3 separate regions of the Mus musculus genome follow, and regions 1 and 3 are each linked to region 2. A link is a loop called in an ENCODE intact Hi-C map of the cell type or tissue named here. Cell type or tissue: left cerebral cortex. All regions are shown on one strand. Region 1 overlaps Lrrc4c (leucine rich repeat containing 4C). Region 2 overlaps Lrrc4c (leucine rich repeat containing 4C). Region 3 overlaps Lrrc4c (leucine rich repeat containing 4C).

The links. Hi-C counts contacts between places; a loop is a spot of excess contacts. Peaks named below come from ENCODE experiments on the same cell type or tissue, not always from the same donor. Only the 100,000 strongest peaks of a DNase experiment are listed, where the experiment ranks them.
Region 1: it touches region 2 in a loop (15-fold over the local background); 3 of 42 quality-filtered maps call a loop at or near these places.
Region 3: it touches region 2 in a loop (18-fold over the local background); 2 of 42 quality-filtered maps call a loop at or near these places.

Annotation. Positions count from the first base shown.
Region 1 is chr2:96,614,408-96,622,407 of GRCm38, reverse strand. The region is part of intron 2 of Lrrc4c (leucine rich repeat containing 4C); the gene reads right to left. Among named protein-coding and RNA genes, the nearest start is that of Lrrc4c, 300 kb to the right of the region's middle. In left cerebral cortex, no CTCF peak of the experiment used is centred here; DNase peaks (open chromatin) are centred at 3,406 and 4,349; H3K27ac peaks cover 2,886 bases.
Region 2 is chr2:96,713,721-96,721,720 of GRCm38, reverse strand. The region is part of intron 2 of Lrrc4c (leucine rich repeat containing 4C); the gene reads right to left. Among named protein-coding and RNA genes, the nearest start is that of Lrrc4c, 400 kb to the right of the region's middle. In left cerebral cortex, no CTCF peak of the experiment used is centred here; DNase peaks (open chromatin) are centred at 4,159, 6,926 and 7,158; H3K27ac peaks cover 5,457 bases.
Region 3 is chr2:97,410,929-97,418,928 of GRCm38, reverse strand. The region is part of intron 4 of Lrrc4c (leucine rich repeat containing 4C); the gene reads right to left. Among named protein-coding and RNA genes, the nearest start is that of Gm22313, 180 kb to the right of the region's middle. In left cerebral cortex, no CTCF peak of the experiment used is centred here; a DNase peak (open chromatin) is centred at 4,332; H3K27ac peaks cover 1,176 bases.

The DNA of each region.
Region 1 (8,000 bases), 99 kb after region 2:
ACTTTAATTCTCAGACTTCTGGTCTCTAGAATTATGACAGAATACAGCTTTGCTGTTTAATGCTACCAAGGTTATGATAATTTCTATAGTACCATCAAAAATATAGCATTAACCCTGGCCTTGTGTTTGTGTGTGTGTGTGTGTGTGTGTGTGTGTGTGTGTGTGTTGATCAGGAAATTTTTTATAAAAAAAAAATTATAACCTCATTCTTTAGAATACATCCTATGGTTTCTATGTACTTAATTTCATTATTGCAGTTATCATAAGATACTTCTAATTTATATAAAAGTCCCACACCTAAAGAAAGAGGACCATATTGTGTTTATATTCTTCCCCTAGGACAATATATAATGTCTGCCTGTGAAAATATGCTTAGAAAATATTTGGTGAAGTAAATTAAATTGAATTACAAAGATCTAATAAAACCTTTCAAAAGCATAAGGGTTTTGTGTGATTCCTCATTAAGTGAATTAAAAATTTATGCTTTTTTTTTCCTTTTTGAAAATAGTAAATTTTTATTAGATATTTTCTTTATTTACATTTCAAATGTTATCCCCTTATCTAGTTTCCCCTCCGAAGAATATCCTCTATCCTCTCCTCCCTCCTCCTGTTCCCCAACCCACCCACTCCTCATCCTGGCCCTGGCATTCCTCTATACTGGGGCATAGAACCTTCACAGGACCTAGGGCCTCTCCTCCCATTGATGACCAACTAGGCCATCCTCTGCTACATATGCAGCTAGAGCCACCAGTTACACCATGTGTTTTCTTTGATTAGTAGTTTAGTCCCAAGGAGCTCTAGGGGTACTGGTTATTTCATATTGTTGTTCCTCCTATGGGCCTGCAAACCCATTGGATCCTTGGGTCCTTTCTCTAGATCCTTCACTGGGGACCCTTTGCTCAGTCCAATGGTAGGCTGTGAGCATCCACCTCTGCATTGGTCAGGCACTGGTGGAGCCTCTCAGGAGACAGCTATAACAGGCTTCTGTCAGCAAGCACTTGTTGGCATCAATAAAACTCTCTGGGTTTGGTGATTGTATATGTGATTTATCCCCAGGTGAGGCAGTCTCTGAATGGTCCTTCCTACATTGAAAACTAAGCGGTATGATTTACAATACAAAAGCAGAATGTGTTCATCTTAAAGTCTGTAGATTCATAAATTTGAACAATGACATTATCCTGGTTGTTTCTTGGGGCAATTTTATATGATAAAGGGGAAATTCAGTTTCAGAAAAAGAAAATAGATTCTAAATAGTTAGACATAAAAAAACTTTCTATAATATTACAATAGAAAGGTACTTGGTAGTGTGGTCTAGTCAGTATCAAAATGAAAAATATAGTTAGAGTAGGCAATATATGTGCATCTCTCTGTGTAAAGATCATCTTTCAGTTCTGCTGTCTTTCTGAGCTTTGCTCTAAGTAGACAATGTAAGTTCTAGAGACAGCTCCTATAGCCTTGCCAACACCAGCTTAGGTGAAGTCTTTGCACGATTCCTATCAATATCTTTGCAGTATATAACCCAAAGGATGAATCATGGACCGTCGCAGCCCCAACGTTTCTACTCACTTCGAAGCTAAGAATTATATGTTTGCAAGAAACATGTCTATGAAACCTCCTTCAAATTCCTTTCACCACAAACATATTTTTGAGGCTGGGAAGATGGATCAGAGATTAAAAGCACTTGCTGACTTTCCAGAGGTGCTGAGTTCTATTTACAAGGACCACATCAGGTGCCTCATATCTGTAACTCAAGTTTCAGGGGATCTGAAAGAGCTGGCTTCCACAGCACCTATCTACATACAAATATACACACTGACACATAATTAAAAATAAATCTAGAACAAAATAACATATTTTTCACACATCCTGTGTTATTGTGATTTATCTTGAAACTCCATCACACCCTCAGAGTACTCTATTAAGATGAGTTCAGGTATTGAGACATTAAAGTTGATGAAGAAAAATTGGCAGGCCTAAGGAAATGAGTCTGTTGGTAACTGTTGTGAAAACATAGAGTTCTCTGTGTTTAGATCCCGATCACCCATGTAAATGCTGAGTGGGTAGAGCATATTTGTAACCATACCACTAGGGTCTTATAAACTAGCCAGCCCAAATCAAAGGGGAGACACAAATTCAGGGAGAAACACTGTCAAAACAGTGATTGATGATAATGTGATGTTCTCTGAACTTCCACCGCTAAGTATATGGATAAATGTTTCCATATTCATGAATATACCACACACAAGAAGCTTTAGAGGAGGAAAGGAGAAGAGAGGAAAGATGGGAGGGGAGTCAAGATGATGGGAATGGAGAGAGGAGAAGAGGGGAGAAGAAAGGAGAGGAGATGATGGACAATGTTATTTGACTCCTGGAAGAAATGGATTAATTCACCATTACCCCACATGGTGTTCCAATACAGAAAGCAGCCTTGTGTTTTCCCACCTCAAAAGATGATCTCTGACAGAAGATAAATTATTACATAACCGAGGACATAACCAGTTCATAGGATACAGGAGAACACCATAAAATGTGTTTTCCCCTTCTCTAATCTGACCTTCCTAATGTAGACAGTATTACTTTTCCTTTCAAAAGCTTACTGTAAGCTACAAAGTAAAGCAGAATATCTAATGTGTTGGTTAACTCTGATTTTCAAACTGAAGTGATATCAAATCACTTAGATATTCAACCTCTGGTCATGTCTGTATGGGGCCTTCTAGATAACATTTAATGGGAACAATTCACCTTAAAAGAGTGCCACCATTCTGAGAACTGAGACTGTGTACTGAATTCAAAGAAGAAAAGAGGTGAGCACTAGCCTCTCCTCTCCTCTCCTCTCCTCTCCTCTCCTCTCCTCTCCTCTCCTCTCCTCTGCTCTCCTCTCCTCTCTTCTCTCTTCTTTCTCCTTCCCTCCCACCCTCTCCCCTTCTCTAGTTCTCTCTCCATATGGGTACAATGGTAGCAGCTGCCTGAAAGCTGCCATGATTGACTGTAACTGTGATACAAGATAAATGCTGTCTTCTTTAAATAGTTTTTTTCAACTGTTTTATCCTAACAAGTAAAACTCCAGGGGACATCCTCTCTCATCACTGTCTTTCTGTGTTTCTCTTTTATTCATTCTTGGTACAGTTCTCTCCCATCTTCTCCCCACCTCCCCATTATCTCCTCATTTCGCTCATTCCTCCTCCTTTCTCTCCTTCCTCCTCTCCTCTCTCCTAAATTGAGGCAGTGGTTTAAGCTTTTTATGGTTTTACAAATTAAAATATGATCCTTCTCACTAAACAAATGCTTCATCTTAGCACACATCCATTTTGGGAATACTGAGCCATAAATCTAGAATCAAACAAATAAAGCCATCTTCCACAGGATGACTCAAAGAGTGAGAAAAGAGAGGTTCTGAGTCAGAGGAAGGGTTTTAGCATTTTGTCGACAGATTTTTCTGCTTTGTTATTCAGCCTTGTGTAGGATTTAATGATCTGAATCAACTCTTTGTAAAACCCACGGACCCATCTACGCAAAGCAAAAATAAACAGACTTGTTAGAAAAGATCAAAGCAATAGAAGGAACAGTAGCACATGTGTGTGTGCACAAACATCAATGCAGTCACACGAAGCAAGACCTGATAAGCTGAGTGAGGGACGTGATTACTTGCATTGCCCCCATATAGGCTCTAAGCATCTCGTACTAACTATTTTAGATGTAATCCTGTCATAACTCTTGTCTAGATACTGAGAAATATCTTTTTTTTGTTTGTTTTTTTCGAAAGCAGACAGAAATGGATTCATCCCTTATTATCTCACAATGGAAACAGAGGATCAGGAACTTAGTGACCAGTTTCCTTTTCTATAAACAGGCCAAAAGAAATTCTACCTTACAGTGATAAATTCCCCTTTATTTTATATGACAAAGAATTTTGCAACTACCAGGAGGCGGGCACTCTTTAAAGCATTGTAGGTAATACAATTAACCAGAGATTAATGCCGTGACTTTATTAAGCTGATATGACTACATTAAATAAATAAAATTTCTCATCCAGGATGGAAGAGACTATGGAAATCAAGAAAGGTACAATAACAAAGGGGCTTGAGAATCAGGGGAGGAGGCTTCAGTGTTAACTGTGGTAATTGTGTTAGATGTAATGAGATGTAAGAGTTGAGACTTAAATAAGTTGAGGTAATTAAAGACATAGGGCCTCTTTGGGTAGCATGATTTTATGCTTTGATCACCATCAAAACAAATTGGAACTCACCAGTGCAACAGTGTTAGATGATGGGATATTGTAGATGTTTTAGTCCTGACGGCTTAATGCTGGTATGAAAAGGAAGAGTGTGAGCTCTCATCTTCTCTCACAATGTGAGGGCAACATAGGCTGCTCCCCTGCTTCCATATGGAGGTGGAAAGGTTTGAGTCACGATCTTGAAGCAGGGAGCTGAGTAGTTCCTGAACCTGCTTCTGCTTTAATTTTGGACTTCTGAATCTCCATAACTGTAAGAAGCAACTTTCTTTCAGGAGTAAATAACTCACTCTCAAGAAATGCACATGGCATCAAGGAAGGAGTAAGGAATGGGGAAATTAACCTAGGCACGATAAATGCAATGGCCTTTAAGAAGATAACTAATGCATATAATGATTGCCTAACAGATCAGACAGACTGGACTGGAGGTTGACTGAAGGATGGTTAATTGAAAAAAAATGCTAGGGAAACTAGGGATGCCAGACCATGAAGACTGTTTAGTTCATCTATAGTCTTTCTAATAACTGCAGCAAGAAAGAGCCATGGAAAATGCAGTGGACTCAGTGTTATCACTGCACCTAACTATTGCTTGTTTGAGTGATTGATTGATTGTCATTGGTGTTCACCTGTAGGTTGTGCACATATATGAACATGAATACAAGTTCTGGTGCATTCCTCGTGTGTTTACATGTAATCTTCCAAGTAATTCCTCGAGTTATGGGTCTTCTGATAAAAAACTGCTCAGGGAATACACTGTCTATACTTTCTGAGGTTCAAATTACAGAAGGGTCACTACACTCACCTGTCATTTTATTGGTGATGGGGATTCTAACTCTGGTCCTATTTATTTAGTGGTTAGTGCTTTAACTAGTAAACTATCTCCTTATACTCTTAACAATACCTTTCTGTTCTAAATATATTTATATTGGTCAAACACAATATTGGCAGAAATAACAAATAATATAATTGAGCTCCTTTGATCTTCTATGAAAAGTCTTGTATTTTGTAAAAACTTGCTGACATTCCCAGAAAACAACAATCATTTACATCTTCAAAACAGACTCACTGATCCAAAATTTAATTATTATGAAATGTCGGAATGTTGCATGTCCAAAGTTCAAAGTTCTTGAGTTATTAAAGCCTAAATAGCTATTATACTTCTCACCTCTGTGTGTGACCTAACATCCTTGTGAGCATTAGGTAAATAATTTTGGAATATATAAATAGATTCCATCAAGTCAAAAGCTAACTCTGTGATCAAATAGAATCTGAGGGCAAGACATTTCCCACTTGGCTGTAATTTGCCTAATGCACCAAACAAAAGATTTGAAAAGCATTTTTGACATCTGAAATTTTTTCATGCTGTTATTGTTAAAAATATGACAAGTACCATGCAGGGACACTGTACTGGGTGTAATCTAAAGCTGTGTTCATGGCCATATTTGATACTAGAATAAACTATCTTCTATTGCTTCTAAGGTGAAAGACACATTTTTGTGCCTTGTCAGCTTTCTATTAATGACATCTATATCACAGGACAGATAAAATTATATACACAGAGAAAAGAAATAGGACACTGTTTTATATCTGAATTGGAGTTTGACATCTTTGTTTGCTTATTTTCACATGTGCACTCTAAGTCTATGAATGGAAACTAAAATATTGAAGAATGTTGACTCGAATAGATAGGCTGAGCCCAGGCAGCTAGGTTGAATTCTACAGGGTGTTCAAGTGAATATAATGCTCCTTGTTTGTACCATAGTAGAACATTGGTTGTATTACATCAGATACTGCAATCACATTTGAATACATCTACTCTTTTTATAATCTATGGAGAGAGTGCAGAGTCACATGTGTTTGTTAAATCTCCATCAAACCTTAGATCCACATTTCTGTCTGTGATTTTAAAGCACATGTCCTTAGCCATGACGTTATATACCAGTTTAAAAACAGCATTTTAAAATAGATTGTGAGAAATTTCTGAAAGTTATCAGTAGATGGGATCCACTGAGGAAAAAAAACTGCAGTGAAACTCACGACAAATGCAAGAAAGGTGCATGACTGCCTTCTTTACAATGATGAATGCTGTTGGTCAAATGCAGAAATGGCCACAGAATTTACTGTACCCCTGGTCCAGCACATGCTGTTGAGATGGTCAGCCTCATTCTCTCTTCTTTTTTGAAAAAGGGTGGCAAGTGCCTCCATTGATATTCGGTGTCCTGAACAGATTTTCCTCTATATTGATTCAAGTACAAATTATCAATTTATATTTACTTTAATTTTAGTTTACTTTCTGTTAACATAAAATAATTTACTTTGTTTCTCTCAATTCGTATATTATGATCTCATCATTTAACTTAGAACAATAAATTTTTCTAAATTTTACCATCAAATGGCTTGTCCAAAACTCATAGAAGGTGTTACTAGCAAGTGTGGATAGTTCAACCAATGGGATATCAATACAAAACACATCAAGCTCACTACACCCTATGGTTAAATGGAACAATTTTAATTTACTTCTAATATTTTCTTCTATTGATAAGAAAGACAGGAATATGAATGTCTTCTCTAGTCCTCATTATGCAGTTTTGCTTCCCATATGGGAAATTTTTGTAGATTTTACACTGGGTATAATATTCATGCATATTGTTATTTACCAAGAACCCTGATTCCCTAATTTTCTTCCATGTTATAAACAACCCCCTAGTATCACCTTTAGCTTTGCAAGTGAGAGGTGAGGATAAAACATCTTTACAGGTTTTAGGACTTTCAGGATAGCATTTGAAATATAAATGAAGAAAATATGTAATAAAAAAATTAAAAATTACCTTCACCATCAAGAAAATGAATGTATTATTCTTTTATCATTCCAATATTGTTTCCTCATCTTGCCCATTTTTAAACTAATTTAAAATCTAATCAGGAAGTATGAATATCATTTACTAAACATCTCGGTGATCTCCATTTTACTTATAATTCAAAGGTATTACTTTGATACAGATCACAGATTTTTTTTCTCTGACTGAAAGGAAATTGTTTAGTAGATTTGAAAAGGAACATTTACTCTGCTCTATGTGCTACATTTAGCATGTTAGACAGACTCACTTTATGTCCACAACCAAGAGGTGAGGCAAACATTATTAACATTGTCACTTGCAGGGAACTTGTAGCTCAGAGAGTTGAAATTTCTTCTAAGACATGTAGCTTATAAACTTCCTCCTCTACTACTCAAAATGATTGCTAGCATTTACCTAGGATCTCCATGGAAACTAACAGATGCAACATATTCTACAATGTTTAACTTCACATTATTCAGTTAAACCTCTGTAGACCCTCCGTTGACTTGTAGTTGTTAATAATTTAAACAGAGTCACAAAACTTTGGGTTTGCATCAGTTCTAATACTGTCATCTTAAATTAATGAAATATGGACTTTAAGTTTTCATTTATTTAGCTTTAAAAAGCATAATAATCAATCTTACCTTGTAGCACAAAATACAATATGACATATAAATTATTCAATGTTGAACATTGCATAAAAATATATATTAAAACTGTTTGATCTTTAAAACTTGATACAACAATGCATATTCTATATTGGCTTTCCCCAGTCTCTGCTTAGTGATTTCTACGGTTATAAAACAAGAGCAAAATTGGGATAGAATTTCTTATTTTAACACAAATATCAATTCATAATTTAATGTAAACTCCTTGGGGTCAGAAACAATCATTAGTTAAAATTTTATGTTCTAACATGTATCCACAAGCAC
Region 2 (8,000 bases):
GTTAGTGATTCTGTTACATGTCTTTTGTGATAGGTACCTACTAGTGAGAGAAGACTATAGAAATTTTAAATAATGTCCCTAAACTATGTCAAGGGAACGAATAGAATAGTATTTAAACATGCTGTTCTTTTTGAACACACTGGATGCTTTCACACATAGGGTAAGCTGTGTGTGGACAGACCACTAACACTGTGAAGACTCTAGCTGGAAGGCAACCTCCCCTGAACGGCACAGCCATCATAGTAATGGGAGATTTGAAGAGGCACCAAATTAAATTCTCTGCCTTGCCATCAAATTTCACTCTCTTTTAGACAAAGCTGTGTTCAAGCACTTCTGGTTCTCATTTTAATTAGATTTCAAACTTTAAGTTTTTATGTTCACCTTTCCTGGGTTAATACATGATTGAATTTGTTGGCTGCCTATCTCCCAAGTGATCATCAGCTTGCCCCTGATTGCCCTCACCAATGATCCTGTCAAATCACTTTAGACAATCTCTGCATATCTCTTTACTCTCTTAACTTATCTCTTTTCTGCTTTTCCCACCCACTGTACCCCTCCTCTTTTCCTTAGCCGTCAGTCATCTCTGTATCTGGATTGACTTCTATATGGAAGTCTTCCCAATTGCAGTAGCTTCTACATGACACCTGCTTTTCTTCTTCCTCTCCTTTGACAGTATCCTGGTGTTCCCTAGTGCAGTATAAGCATCCCTAACATCACTCCTCAAATACTAATAACAGACTTTAGAGCAACTATACAGAAAACAGTCATGGACTCCACAGGAAGCCGAGCACACTGCATGCCAGGCCAGGCTAGTTAACATAGTAGAATTGAAGTAAGTTTCAGAGAACTCAAAGCAGTGTTTTTATTGTTTTGCTCTTCTTTTTTTTTCCCTACTATTAAGTGCTTTCTCCAGAAACATTTTTCATCTGTATTTTATTTTAAGAGTGCTTATTTAATTCAGAGCTGTCAAACATTCTTACTCTCACCTGTGTGCATTTTAGAGAGCTTGGGCAAGGGTTTTGGATGGGCCACACTTAAGGAATATTTGTGGTATTTATGACACCATCAGAAAACATATGAAATATGTTTGACAGAGAGACAAAAATCTCAATGTATAATCAAAAGTGAACAACTATTAGGTTTTTTCTGGCTAGTCCAACATTTTGTTAATAATTTAAATAATTTTGTCACTATTTAAAATTAAAGACAATGAATATTTTAAATTCCTTTTGACAGGAAATGAAAAGCCCTGGCTTTCTTTCTTATCTGTTTTCAATTGACTCAATGAAAGTAGATGGCTTGTGGGCTTTCAACTTGCTACATAGCTCAGTATGCTCTATTATTTCTCTTCTGGCATCTATGACTTCATTGATATTTTGGCCTCAGTTTCTGCTTGTGTGAAGGAGTTTTAAAGATGGCTAGAGAGAATATTCAGAGGTCTTGGACCTCTGTATACTCATACTTGAGCTGTTTTGAGAAGATTGTTTATTCCTTGGGTATTCTATATAAAATTTTAGGTCTGCTTCTATATGTTTCCTTCTCAAAACAAAGGCTATCAATTTTTATAACTTTTATTGAGTTTCATCTTGGAAATTTTCTTATTTGTGTAAAGTACAATCTGACTCCAATAGTGCCCTTCTTCTCTAATGTCTCTCCTACCTCTAATACTAGTTTAACATCTCCCCACTAGTTTCTTTCCCACATTCATGTCTTTTTGTTCCTTTGTTTTTGTTTTTGTTTTTTTAAAACTCATGGAAGAAGTCTGTTTGCAATAAATGTAAAGACGTGTCTGCTCTACATGCTGAGAGTAAGTGATAATGAATCACAACAGTATACTCACGTCATCCCTTCTAGGGCTCATAGGTCATCATCAAGAGGGTTTGAAAAGAAGTAAGAACAAGGAGATAGGAGGGAAGGCTGTGAAATGCTATCACTGGCATGGAGGAGTCTTGACCTCAAAGTAGTTATGGTTGCCTGCTATCAAGCTTTTGAAAGAAATATCAATAATGTATTGTACAAGTCAGGATGATATCATGGCTTGAAAGAGAGATGCTACCTCAGTCTCATTCATTTGAACACTCTGTTTCTAGTTGGTAGCCCTGTTTTGGGAGGTGCAGGTGTAGCCTTGTTGGAGGAAGTACATCACTGGAGGACAGGCTTTGAGATTAAAAGCTCCCTGTCACTTTTTGTTTGCTCTCTCTGCTTTGTTCTCATGGTTGAGATGTGGCTCTCAGCTTCTCCTTCCTGCTGCTAGGCCTGATACACACTGCCATGCTTCTCCCCCATGATGGACTCTTATCCATCTGGAACAAGAAACCGAGAGAAACCCTTCTTCTGGGTTGCTTTTGGTCAAGTGTTTGTTGTTGCTGTTGTTGCTATTTTTGCTTTTGCCCCAACAACAGAAATGTAACAAATACAGACACATAATAAGCAAGCTTTACTGGAATCTGTATGGATTTCACAAGTTCTAATTATAGAAATATGCATACATATAAATTTATAAAGATTTTACTTGTAGCCATAAATTAGTCAAAGTTTTATTGACTTAATTCATTGTTGTCCTTTGAAGAGCAGTCTGCATGAGAATTGTTGACAGAAATGAACATTATATTGTGGGAACTGTCTGGACAGTGTAACCTCTGATTAGAATTTGGGGCATTCATATGGGCAAAAGAAAAGCTTTACATTAAGGAAAATAATCAGCTTCATTCGGAAGTTCCCAATCTGAAACTAAAATGCCAAACATAGTTTTCCTTAAAACAGTCCCAATTTAAGCAAAAAAATGTCATTTTAGAAATTCAAAAGGTCTGAAATTGACTCAACTCTATAGGAGGCATTCCATCTGACTAAGTAAGTATGAATCTTCTTTGATATTTCATGCCCTTGAATGTACACTGAAGTTCTAAGGAGCTAATGTGTCTTATATCTTTTTTTAAAATTATAATTTAATTACATCATTTCTCCTTTCGTTTATTCCCCCCAAACCTCCCATATTCCCCTCTTGCTTTCTTACAAATTCATGGTCTGCCTTTTCATATCCTTAAAGCACTGCTTTACTTTTTAAACTTTTAAATTGTGTGTTCTCTGTAAGAGTGTATCATGATGAAGTAGAATTAAATGCCACTTTAGATTTTACAAGGCATTATCACTTTATTATACCATTTAGAAATTACAGCAATCCCAAATCATATATACATATGCACGTACATACACATGCACGCAAACTTGTACACTCCCCTACTCATACAATTCCAAATTTATTTATACATTCAAATATTCTCATATCCCCACTTACATATTTACACTCAGAATCCAAGTGTGATAAGAAGCATACCCTCAGACTCACACACTTTTCTCTACCTCTACATTTAAATACACATATCCACATAGTTATAACTCCCAGAACACCATATATTAACATATATGTAAGCTTCCAGATTTTATATGCATTTGATTTCCCAGTCTTTAACATTTACATCATGTTGATGAATAATTTAACCAATAAAAATATGATAAAAAAAACTGTGTCAGATGAGATGGCTTAGGGGGTATTTGCTGCAAAAACCCAGTGACCTGAGTTCCACCCCAGGAACTCATAGGAGAGGGGGGGGAGACTAATCTTCCCAGGTTGTCATCTCACGTCTAGATGCATGCTGTGGCATGGGCACCTCACCAAAACAGAATAATAATATTAAAGATAAAAGGAAAATGAACAATACAGTTATTTACTTAGATTGCCTAACACAACGGCCTAAATGAAAGACGATACGTAGCTATACTCTCTTCACTTAATGTGTCGCTACTGGAAGGTCTTGGGCTTTTTCTTTGCTTTGTCTTGAATTTTCCTCTATGATACAGAATGGGGTCCTTGCTCCAGGACGGAAGCACATCTGCTGTGTTCCTGAAATGCCCAGAATGTAGTTATCATGTGCTTCTGAATGGTTGCAAAGGCATTTTATGGGAATAAAACGCAGGTGCAGCACCCCTGGATTTACTCAAAGGTCCATTTGTCATATGATCAGAATAATCAGTGAGTCTTAAGCTCTGTGCCTCCTCAGTTAACTATGCTCCGACACAAAACAAGATCTTCCCTAATTTACAATTTTAAGTTTTTTCACTTAAAAGTCAGAGCAAAAATGAGCCACATGGAGAGAGCATAAGGAATGTAGGTGGGAAGATTAAAATTGAAACATAATTCACTGTCTAATGCACATTTCCTTGCCACAGCTCTGGTCTCTCCACCTCCCCAAAGCTCCTTTTTATACCATTTTCTCTCTAATATTTTTCTATGGCTCACCCACATTATTTTTCCTCTTAAATCTCCAGAGAGCTCTGTAATGAAATATCCAGTTTGCTAATGGGCAGTAGAATCTTAGTTGGAGTATCTTACTGACCCATATTTCCCATTTTAATTTGTGTCTATCACAGAGATGCTTGTTTTTCTTTAGATAAATGTTTCTGCCCTGTGTGAAGGAATGAATTTAGAAATACACAATTCATCAGAAATCATGGGCCATGGGAAGATAAGAAGTAAGTGAACAGCTGTCCTTTAGTTCTTAACACATGGAAAGACATCACCTGGTTCTAATCAGCACAGACAGTAGTTGTGAAACAGGAGATGAAAAGAGGTCCTAGCTTGTCCCTTACTGTGCTCAAGATCAGCAGCCATCGGATTTTCACTTCTTGGCTCTATAAAATGCTTATAGAAACTTTATAAAATTGTGTACAATTGATCTCTTTTGGAATAAAAAGACTATGTGAATCAGAATAGTTAACCTAATGAGGTGGATCCTTTCTTTCTCCTAGTCCGTAAGTGCCTGGAAGAGCATTAGGATTACACAGTTCATTCTGATTATACATAATTGCTCGGGATTGCATTAGCATAATGCAGCTCATTCCACCTAGGAATATCATAGGAAGGAATGTGAAAAGAGTCTTAGTTCATTCTTGCCTTCACACATGACCATTGTGTATAGAAAGAAGAGACGATTGAGTTGTGAAGAGAACTTCTTGTCCTCTGCTCAAAAAATGCTGTAGTTAGTGTTGTCTGTTTTGGAAGATAGTAAATATTTCTGCTATTCTTCAGACTTACTAAGTGAGGAAGCTGGAATTATTTTTTCCTTCCACCGAGTTTTAAAAATGGACCATAATACAGTACCTTTTATATCCATCTTGCTGTGGGTCAGACTATGTGGCTTTGTGCATTATTTACTAAACTTTGAGGAAACACTCCTATTCTTATGTCCTTTGTGCAGATGGAGGGAGTGAGAATAAAGACATGTAGCTGTAAACTACAACAACTTTCTGACAGTACAATATCATCATTAATGTTTCTGCATTACTGAGATCACATGGGGTATCCCTGCCTGTTAATCAAATGCAGTACCTAGGAATATATTCTATCCTTCTCTGCCCCCTCTTCCTATCCCACCTCACCACATAGGACCTGAGAAAGTCATTAAGGCTAGCCTAGAATTCATACTGTAACACAAGACAACCATTGAATTCATGATCCTTCTTTATCAACCTTGCAAATAGCTGGGATTACAAGCCTACAAGAACAAAGTAAAATATAGTGTTGAAATATTTGTTTATGACTAAGATATGAAGCAAAAATCACACAGGCATTCAATATGCATTTTAATAAAGAAATGAAAAGATCAGTTAGTTCATTAAGAGTTAAGAAGAATCCATGTCACTTTGTGTGTTTGTCACTGGGAAATCAGGATTCCAGGGAAAAGATATTAAATCTCCTCTAGATGGATGAACCTTCATCAAGAGGTCAATTGACTTTAGTAGTGTAGGACTCTTTGGTGATAAAATATATACATCAAAGATTTCCTTAAGGTTGGTAGTGCATGATTCGTCATGGAGGTAAATGCTATGACACTGAATCAGCAGATTCTTTCTCAAATGTCTGTTGTTTGTTTTGACTTCTTCCTTAACTCCATATTTGTAAGCAATAGTCATGTCTTCTCGGTTAGAACCAATCTAGGACTTCCTGAGGTTGCCACAGCGGAAACCAATATTTTAACTGTCATCAGGGTCAGAGAACTTCAAATGAAAACGGCGAGAACTCAAAAATAAGCCACGTAAAACACATACATAATACTGCTAAAGGTCCTGGTACTGGCCATAGAACCTTGAAAAAGAGATTAACAAATAAGTATTACTGGAACAAAAACTTACATAGAATGCATTGATACAATAGCCCGAAAGAAAAGAAGGAAATATTTATTTATTCACCTGTAAATTTTACATTATGTACCATGGGGATGAGGACACATCAGCACAAGTTTCTTGCAATATCATTATCACTGTTTAGACAGAAAATGATACAGTATTTTCTGACCAGCACTATGTAATTCACAAGGCTAGAGACCTGTCTTTCTTCTTCTTCCAAATACTGAGCCTTTCTGTAGCTCATTAACATTTATTTCTCTAGAGCTTTTGCTTAAAACATCCTTTCATACATTTCAAGAAGTAATTCTTGAAAATTATTGCTCATTTGATATTTTCCCCATTGTTGCTTATTTATTGGTCAGGACTGTACACCAACTTTATTTATTCTCATTACCCTTATCATGTGACAAAGGTTGGTCCCCTATGTTACTCACATAGTTTAGCACTTTAAGACATCTTGTAAATTTTCCTTTCAACTTCATTCAGTTGGAAGAGGGAATCAAGACACCTTCACTGGTTAAATAAAAAGCTTGTGTCCTGTAATTCGAGGTTGGCATCACAAGACATTCACCCACCCTTTCCGTTCACTTCCTGTTTTATATCTCCAAGCTGTTTCACTCCTAGGGGAATATTTATAACCTCCTGGCATTTTAAAGCAAGCTAGTGGAAAGATAATTACTTCTCAGCATTTGCTACTGAATAGGAAGAGTCATCCAGACCATGGAGACAGAAGGATGAGTTGATGCTGGAGCCTTTCATCTGCCACTTCCAAATGTTCCTCTTTCTCCGGGCGCTCCCGCTGACTTCAAGTAAAGATGTGTGCTCGCTCAGAGTTGAGGAGATGAGAGAAGGCTGGTGCGAAGTTCACCTGATTCTGGTGGGAACAATCAGACATTCTAGTGGAGTGAAGGGCCTGAAAACTTTCCATCCAGCCTAGATTAGCCTTCTCTCGCTAAAAGAGAGACTCCACCTGCTGAGGGTGGTGACTTCCGTCTGGAAATATTTTCCTCACTCAGTGGGCAGTGTGCCTTTGAAAGGGTGACTCAAAGAGCACCCTGTGGGTGTCTTTTACCCCAGAGAGAAACGTAACCAACCAGATGGTACATTTCAAGTAGACTCTGAATCCACAGTTCTCATCTCAAGTAGTAGCCATTGCTCCTTAGACTGAAGAAATAAAGGAAGAAATAGACACAGGATTAGGGAACTGCTGGTGGCTTTTGGTTTTCACTCTAAAGAGGAAAGACCAGAAAGGCACTCAGTTGGATGAATAAAGGGCAGACACATCATATCTACTTTAAAAAAAAAAAAGATACATAAACTAGCCATGCTGTGTTAGCCTCTTTCCTTGGAAAAAAATATCAATGGTTGATTTGTGCTTATAATTCTAAAATTATTAATTCTCTATTATCTTTATGCCAGTACCCTAGTTAACATTATGTTCTATGTGCTGGGATACCTGCTCTTCATTGTGGTTTACCTCCTGGCTTCACTGACAAACAGGTAAGTATCATTGCCTGCATTTTTACATAGGAAAAGAGACTTGGTGGGACTATGTAACTTAAAAATCACAGCTAATAAGTAGAAGGACCATACATTATCCTTCATGACTCTAATTCTTGAGACCTGGGGTGAAAGTGAAATACAATACTCTGTGGAGACCATGTTCCAAGTCAACAGCTCTACTGATAATGGCATATGACTTGGGTTGAACAGAGGATTAAAGATGTCATTGTTATGATGTGATTTCAAGGGATAGAGAGATGGTTCCATGGGTAAGAGCCCACTGTCTTCTCCTTCAGAGGAACTGGATTCAATGC
Region 3 (8,000 bases), 700 kb before region 2:
AACCCTTTCCTCCCCAATTTGCTTCGTGGTCATGATGTTTTGTCCAGGAATCGAAACCCTGACTAAGACAAACACCTAATATGTTCAAGAAGAGTACTAGATCCTATGATAGCAAGATTATTAACAAAGGCATGGTCCCTACCAGAAATCTAATTTTAATAATACATGAGGAGGAACTATTGAGTAAGAAAAGCTCTATAAAACAGTAACAAAAATATTTGGAAATTGATTGGTTAATATTCTAGTAAGCATTGTGTGTTTGGACATTTTTTTTAACCCTGAAGTGAATGAATCCTACAATGAAATACAACTCTTTAGATTCAAAGCTTGACATTTTCTTTTTATGATACACTGATTGGCAAGAATTTGTGACTCTATCTAAATTTGAAACCATTCAAGCTTGTAAAAAAAAAAAAATTAAGATGCACTGTTTCCCAGACAGAGTGAACAACAGTGTAGAATTCTAGAACTGACCTTGGCTTTAAAATATATTCAACTTGAAGCTTATTCAATATAAAAGATAGATTATAAGAATCCCACTAGTTTCAATTTTACCCCGAGAAAGAAGAGATCCGGTATCAGGTAATGATCGGTTAAATGAACATGTATTAGGCTATTTGAAAAGCCACATTTGAGAAATAGTGACTAATTTATTTTAATTTGAGAATTGCTGGTCACTAAAGTAATGATGTTCATTAGGATCAAACATGGCTTTTTAAAAATCAGCTGAATGTGTCATTTATTGCCACTTCAAATGTTAGAAATAAGTTTTTCACTGACATTACCAGTACTCAGTGTAAGTGAACTAATTTGGTTAGAACTGTGACACAGTTTATATAGTGATACAACTTAAGGACATCACAGGCCCAAAGTAATCATTAAGCTGTATGTGGCACCTCAAGTGTGATCTATTAGTGATTCTACATTCATTGATTAGAGAAAAATCACAAGTACATGAAACAACTCTAAGTGTGCAGTCTGCCTCAGGAGAACTCATGGAATGCCATTGCATGCTGAGCATAGATTGTACAAAAGTTTTGTACTTGAATACAGTTACAAGCATGACTATATAAGAAGTATGGAGCTAGAGAAAGTACCCAAGGAGATGAAGGGGTCTGCAGCCCTATAGGAGGAACAACAATATGAACTAACCAGTACCCCCAGAGCTCCCTGGGACTAAACTGCCAATTAAAATAAACACATGGTGGGACTCGTGTCTCTAGCTGCATATGTAGCAAAAGATGGCCTAGTAGGCCATCAATAAGAGGAGAGGCCCTTGGTCTTGTGAAGATTCTATGCCCCATAGAAAATGGGAAATGACAGGACCAGGAAGCAGGAGTGGGTGGGTTCAGAAGCAGGGAGAGGGAGGAGAGGAGAGGGGATTTTCAGAGAGGAAATGTGGAAAGGGGTTAGCATTTGAAATGTAAATAAAGAAAATATCTAATAAAAAAAGTATTTTAGTATTTAGGTCTGAAGTTGGGAATCCCTGTGGTTGAATTAGGGAAAGGATGGAAGGAGTTGAGGAGGAGGGCAACCTCATAGGAAGACTAGCAGTTTCAACAACCCTGGAACCTTGAGATCTCTCAGACACCGAGCCACCAACCAGGCAGCATATATTAGCTGGTCCAAGACCCTTGACACATACATTAGAGGATTCTCTGATCTGACCTTAATGAGGGAAGATGCACCTAACCCTTGAGAGACTTGGGAATCAGGGAATGGTGTGGGAGGAGTCTGGGGATTGGGGACATCTTCTTGGAGACAAGGGATGGGGAATGCCAAGAGGAAATGTCAGAGGGCGGAACAGGAGGGGGATAATGACTGGACTATAAAAAGAGATTAAAGATAATAATAATAATAATAATAATAATAATAATAATAATAATAATAAAAGATTTTGAAGCCAGAGGCTATTGTGGCAAAAATTCTATGCTGAGTGTAGAGGGTAGAGGTACCTGTGTCTCCAAATAGAGGCTCACTGTTGTTGCCAAGGAGCAGCTTTAGAAATGGCATCAGAAGAAATGTGAGCCTTTTATTGACTACACTACAGAGCCTTTCAGAAAGCTGCTGTGTCAGCATCATTTCCATCAGAGGCTGCTCATGACTGTATTGTAACCTCTGCCTGTGGGGTCATGTAAAGTGACTGGACTGCATAGAGTGGTCATTTTTCATGAACACATGTGAAGATCCAAATGAGAGATATCAGTGTCTGAAATTTGCTTCAAATTCATTGAGCTACATAGTTGTAGCCCAGAAAATGAAAGACCTGGAAAGGGACCTCTATTAGTTATTAGAATCATAGAAATTATGATGTATGTTAAAAATTGAAGAACAGTAAAATGTCCTAGACTTGAATACTGAGAGTTCGGTTGAACAAGTCCTTAAATCAGCCACTCACTCAATTAACATGTGCTAAGATTTATCCATACACTGAGCTAGGTTTCCGTGGTGAATCTCCTATACTCTTTATTTGTGCATTTCCTAATTATTTAATATATTCAATATCAACTGAAAAAAAAATACTTCTCTACACTATGCATCAAATCTGGAACCGCTTCACTAAAGATGAAGAAAATAAGTTAATCACTTTCATGTTTGATCTATAAAGAATTCAACACTTTTAAATTTTTTTAAGAATTATTCTGTTTTCAAATTGTAATTGTGGGTGCTTTATTTTGAGTAAAACAACAGAACTAATCATTATGTAAACTGATGTGACCATCTTTACACATGCTAATGAGCTTGAAAACTCACTCATTTGGTAGACAAAAACTACACAAACTGAACGCTCTCCATATACATGATAAAATGATTCCATTTGATTAGGAAAATTGAAAATAGAGACATTTGCAACTAAATATTTTATTTTATACTATCATGGTCTGTTACCTTTGAATGGACAAATTTTGTACCTGTTTTGTTTTGTTTATCTGAAATGGAGTTAGGTCTATGTAGTCACTCTCAACAATTCTTACTTATCAGGGAAATAAGGAGAGTTAAATAACATAATAGCCAATATTAACATGTAAAGTAATATATAGGTTTGGCTGTTCATTGAGCTAGTGTTATAAATCCACACTTTGTAAATTAGTAACTTTCACATTTGTCTTTGGTTGGAAGACAGCTGAATTTGTTACCAATCTGCGTGAATATGTCAACCTATGGTTTCATAGGTTGTAGTATATTTTTGTAGGGAAATGGTGGTCAGATGTTATACTAGTCTTATGGGATCACCAATTTTTAAATCACTCTTGAAGATTTATGACCCTATTGGAAAATTAGTTACCCCAAGGTTACCTTGGTGGTATAATTATGTAATTTTGTTGTTGGTAGTTGGTTTGCTTTGCCAGACATTAAAAATCAAAAGCAATGAAGAACTTATGTCAGGGTAAATAGACAATATTTTATAGGTTATTTGCATAGAAGAGTAAAGATTTTCATTTGAACAGTTTGTACGCATGGAAAAAAAGCAACCAGACAGCAGGTGGAAGTAGAAACTCCCAAAGCTGATGGACTGAATACGACCTTTGTCCATTTCTTATTCTCATGTGGTTTAGTCCCCTATTTTTTCTATGCCATTGTGGGTGTGGATGGTTGTACACTTACTTATCTGTGTGTGTTTGTGTATATGTGAATGCAGAGGTAAGGTATCGCCTTCATTCAGTCTTTATCTTGATTCTTGAGACAGAATCTCTCACTCAGCTGCCCACACACTGATTTGGTAAGGCTGACTAGGCAGTGAGCCCCATTGATCTTAATATCTATCTCTGCTTTCCCATTGGTGGTTACCAAGACACATGGTTCCTTCCGCATTTAAATATTTTCTTTTCAGTGGGTTCAGGAGATTAAAATCAGATTTACATGCTCAATCTTAGACATGTTTTTAACTGAACGCTTTCCTTACTTACTCCTAAATAATATTCTCATACTGTGCTGCTTCATATCCTAAAAGAAAACACACACATAATCTCTTCGTCCAGGCTGCTTGTAGTGAGACATAAAAGTAAGCCCAGTGAGAGAATGTGAGTGAGTGACAAAATGCTACTCTCTGTACAAGGGGCTGACTCTGTGCTCCACACTCTCTCATTATGTATTCTGCTAATGGCAGGGGAAGTGAAAATAGCAGTTAGCTCTGGAAAGAGTGGGCACAACATTAAGATTTAATTAAACCTTGTTTTACTTGGGCAAACTAGTCATGCAATGATGTCATGGGAGAACAGAGCTCAACACTTTGTGACTAAAAGCAAAAAGACATGCAGCAGAAATACCAGTGCATATGGTTAAAGCAAGCAGGGTGAGAAGAGCAAACTTGGCAGCGCTGTGTCCAGAAGACATGTCGCACCCACCACACTGCAAGGATATGAGGTGTTGGATTTGAAGAGAACAGATTTGTGGACCTGGACAGGAATCAAGGTTTCCTCGTTGTTCCTGGGTAATTAAAACTCTTTTATGTGCTTTAAGGCACAGAACAAGCACCAAAGTAAGCAGCGACAGGAAATGCAATTATAGTACTGCATAGAAACATTTCTAGCTCTCAGAACTATCCAAGGATAGAACAGACTGCATTTGAACATAGTGTGTTTATTATCACTGAAGGATTTAAAATAGGCTGCACAGACACTTGATAGATATTGTCTAACTTGACACAGTGTCTCAGGAGCCAACAATTAAAGCTGTTTGATGAGACTTAATGGAGAAGAAATATTTGTGTTGTGAGTACATGTGAACTGTAGTTGCTTATAACATATACTAGAATTTGAAATAGAATAATAGCTCATGTTTCCTGTCATCTGGGTTAGTAGTACTGGTAGAACCATTAAAATTTTATTTCTGGATGTTTCTAAGGCTGTTTTCAAAGGACATTAGTGTTGATGTGGATGTACATTGAGGAGAGAAGAAATGGCCTTACTAATAAGAATAGGTATCATTTTATTCATCTGATGTGAGCAAACATAATATGATAAAAAAAAAAAAAACAAACAGAGAGAAAAGCAAATGAAGGGTTCCCTTTCTCTCTCTCAATGTGTTCAAACTGAAGTATTGTGTTAGATTCATTCCTCTGTGATCATAGGACCCCCCAGAAACATTTTGAGGAAGACTATTTTTGTTTTTCTTAGTATGAAAGGTTTCACTCCATCATGAAAGGGAGGACTTAGGCACGTGGACAGAAAGTAGGATGGTGGAGACAGAGTAATCGGCCACAGAAAAATACAACTTCTAAGGAAATGTTCCAAGGAACAAAATTCTCTCTAACCTGGCTTCATCTAACATAGTTCCTTTAAGTCTGAATAATGTATTCAGATATCAAATCCATCAAACACTTCATTAAATCAATGCCCTTATGTTCTAATTGCTTGTGCATATGACCTTGCAGATTCACCAAGAGGTGTGTTTCATTAACCTAATATCCCCATTTAAAAATAACTTTTAGTTCAACAGGAAGTGGGAATGACATTTACCACGCATGACTATTTACAGATTCTGATGTTTATGCTTTAGCATTATTCGTCTATGGATTACTGGATGATGAATAAAGGGCTTGAGGACCCATACTAATGACAAAATGAATTTGGAGTGGTGGATCTTAACAGAAAAATAGATTTGGGTGTGAGAACATGTCTCCTAGGAATGTCAGAAGCTATACCCATTAGGTCTCATTAACATGATTGCCCATGAATGGCTGAATAAGGAACACAACAGCAGAAATGGCAAAGTGAATGGGAAAGCCCAAGATGATGCAACTACACACAAAGAAGTACAGACATCCAATGATTTCTGAGAGTAGGGGAAATAGTCTTTTGAGAGCACATTAATCAGTTATACTATCTTAAATGGTCAGACCTGAAAAATGTACATATAGGTAATATTATAAGCCTGAGAATGCTTACTTATGCATTTATTAGTGTGTGTATGTGTGTGTAAATGTGTGCGTGTACAAGTGTGTGTTTTTATGAATGTGTGTGAGTGAGTGTGTGTGTGTGCTTGTGAATCTCTATAAAACAGCAACTGAAGAAAAACAGGTCATGATTTTGAAACAGAACAAGGAGGATATTTGGAATGATTTGGAGAGAGAAAAAAAAGACAAAAGTTATGCAATTATATTATAGTCTCAAAAAATTAAAGAAAAATTTAAAAACACAATAGACAGAAAAGGTGCTCAAAGCATGCTACATTAAAACAGAAATAAAACCAGTTGTTTATAGACTCCATTTCTTGCTACAATACAACCCTATATAAAGGTATTCTCATTTAATTTTACTATATAAATATAATCATTATAAAGAATTACCATTATATGTCCAAACATGGTATTTAATTACACATACATCTGTAATCATGAGAATATATAATTAGAAAATAAACTTAGAATAAAAAAAAACTTTTTTAACTAATGTAAAATTGTTTATGTCCTTGTCAATTAGGGATGAAAGGGCTTAGCCTGTTATTTGTGCTTGGTGGGTCTTAGTATGGGCAGGAGCATTGAAGATCCATTCCCCTTTATGCTGATGGGCACCAATCATACTTCTCAAGATCTTTAACCCTGTTATATAGTTTCACAAACTTAAGCCTGTGTCTATGGCAACATCTGCTTTCTGTCAAGGACAGAGCTATAACAATTTTTTGTGAATCTTTTAATAATGGTTTCAGAGTACACTAAGAAGGAAAGCACACATCTATAACTATTAAAATCAGGGACTAGACAAGGCTGCCCACTTTCTCCCTATCTTTTCAACATAGTACTTGAAGTATTAGCCAGAGCAATTCGACAACAAAAGGAGATCAAGGGGATATAAATTGGAAAAGAGGAAGTCAAAATATCACTTTTTGCAGATGATATGATAGTATATATGTGACCCTAAAAATTCTACCAGAGAACTCCTAAACCTGATAAACAGCTTCGGTGAAGTAGCTGGATATAAAATAAACTCAAACAAGTCAATGGCCTTTCTCTATACAAAGAATAAACAGGCTGAGAAAGAAATTAGGGAAACAACAACCTTCTCAATAGTCACAAATAATATAAAATATCTTGGCGTGACTCTAACTAAGGAAGTGAAATATCTGTATGATAAAAACTTCAAATCTCTGAAGAAAGAAATTAAAGAAGATCTCAGAAGATGGAAAGATCTCCCATGCTCATGGATTGGCAGGATCAAAATTGTAAAAATGGCTATCTTGCCAAAAGCAATCTACAGATTCAATGCAATCCCCATCAAAATTCCAACTCAATTCTTCAATGAATTAGAAGGAGCAATTTGCAAATTCATCTGGAATAGCAAAAAACCTAGGATGGCAAAAACTCTTCTCAAGGATAAAAGAACCTCTGGTGGAATCACCATGCCTGACCTAAAGCTTTACTACAGAGCAATTGTGATAAAAACTGCATGGTACTGGTATAGAGACAGACAAGTAGACCAATGGAATAGAATTGAAGACCCAGAAATGAACCCACACACCTATGGTCACTTGATCTTCGACAAGGGAGCTAAAACCATCCAGTGGAAGAAAGACAGCATTTTCAACAATTGGTGCTGGCACAACTGGTTGTTATCATGTAGAAGAATGCGAATCGATCCATACTTATCTCCTTGTACTAAGGTCAAATCTAAGTGGATCAAGGAACTTCACATAATACCAGAGACACTGAAACTTATAGAGGAGAAAGTGGGGAAAAGCCTTGAAGATATGGGCACAGGGGAAAAATTCCTGAACAGAACAGCAATGGCTTGTACTGTAAGATCGAGAATTGACAAATGGGACCTAATGAAACTCCAAAGTTTCTGCAAGGCAAAAGACACCATCAATAAGACAAAAAGGCCACCAACAGATTGGAAAGGATCTTTACCTATCCTAAATTAGATAGGGGACTAATATCCAACATATATAAAGAACTCAAGAAGGTGGACTTCAGAAAATCAAATAACCCCATTAAAAAATGGGGCTCAGAACTGAACAAAGAATTCTCACCTGAGGAATACCGAATGGCAGAGAAGCACCTG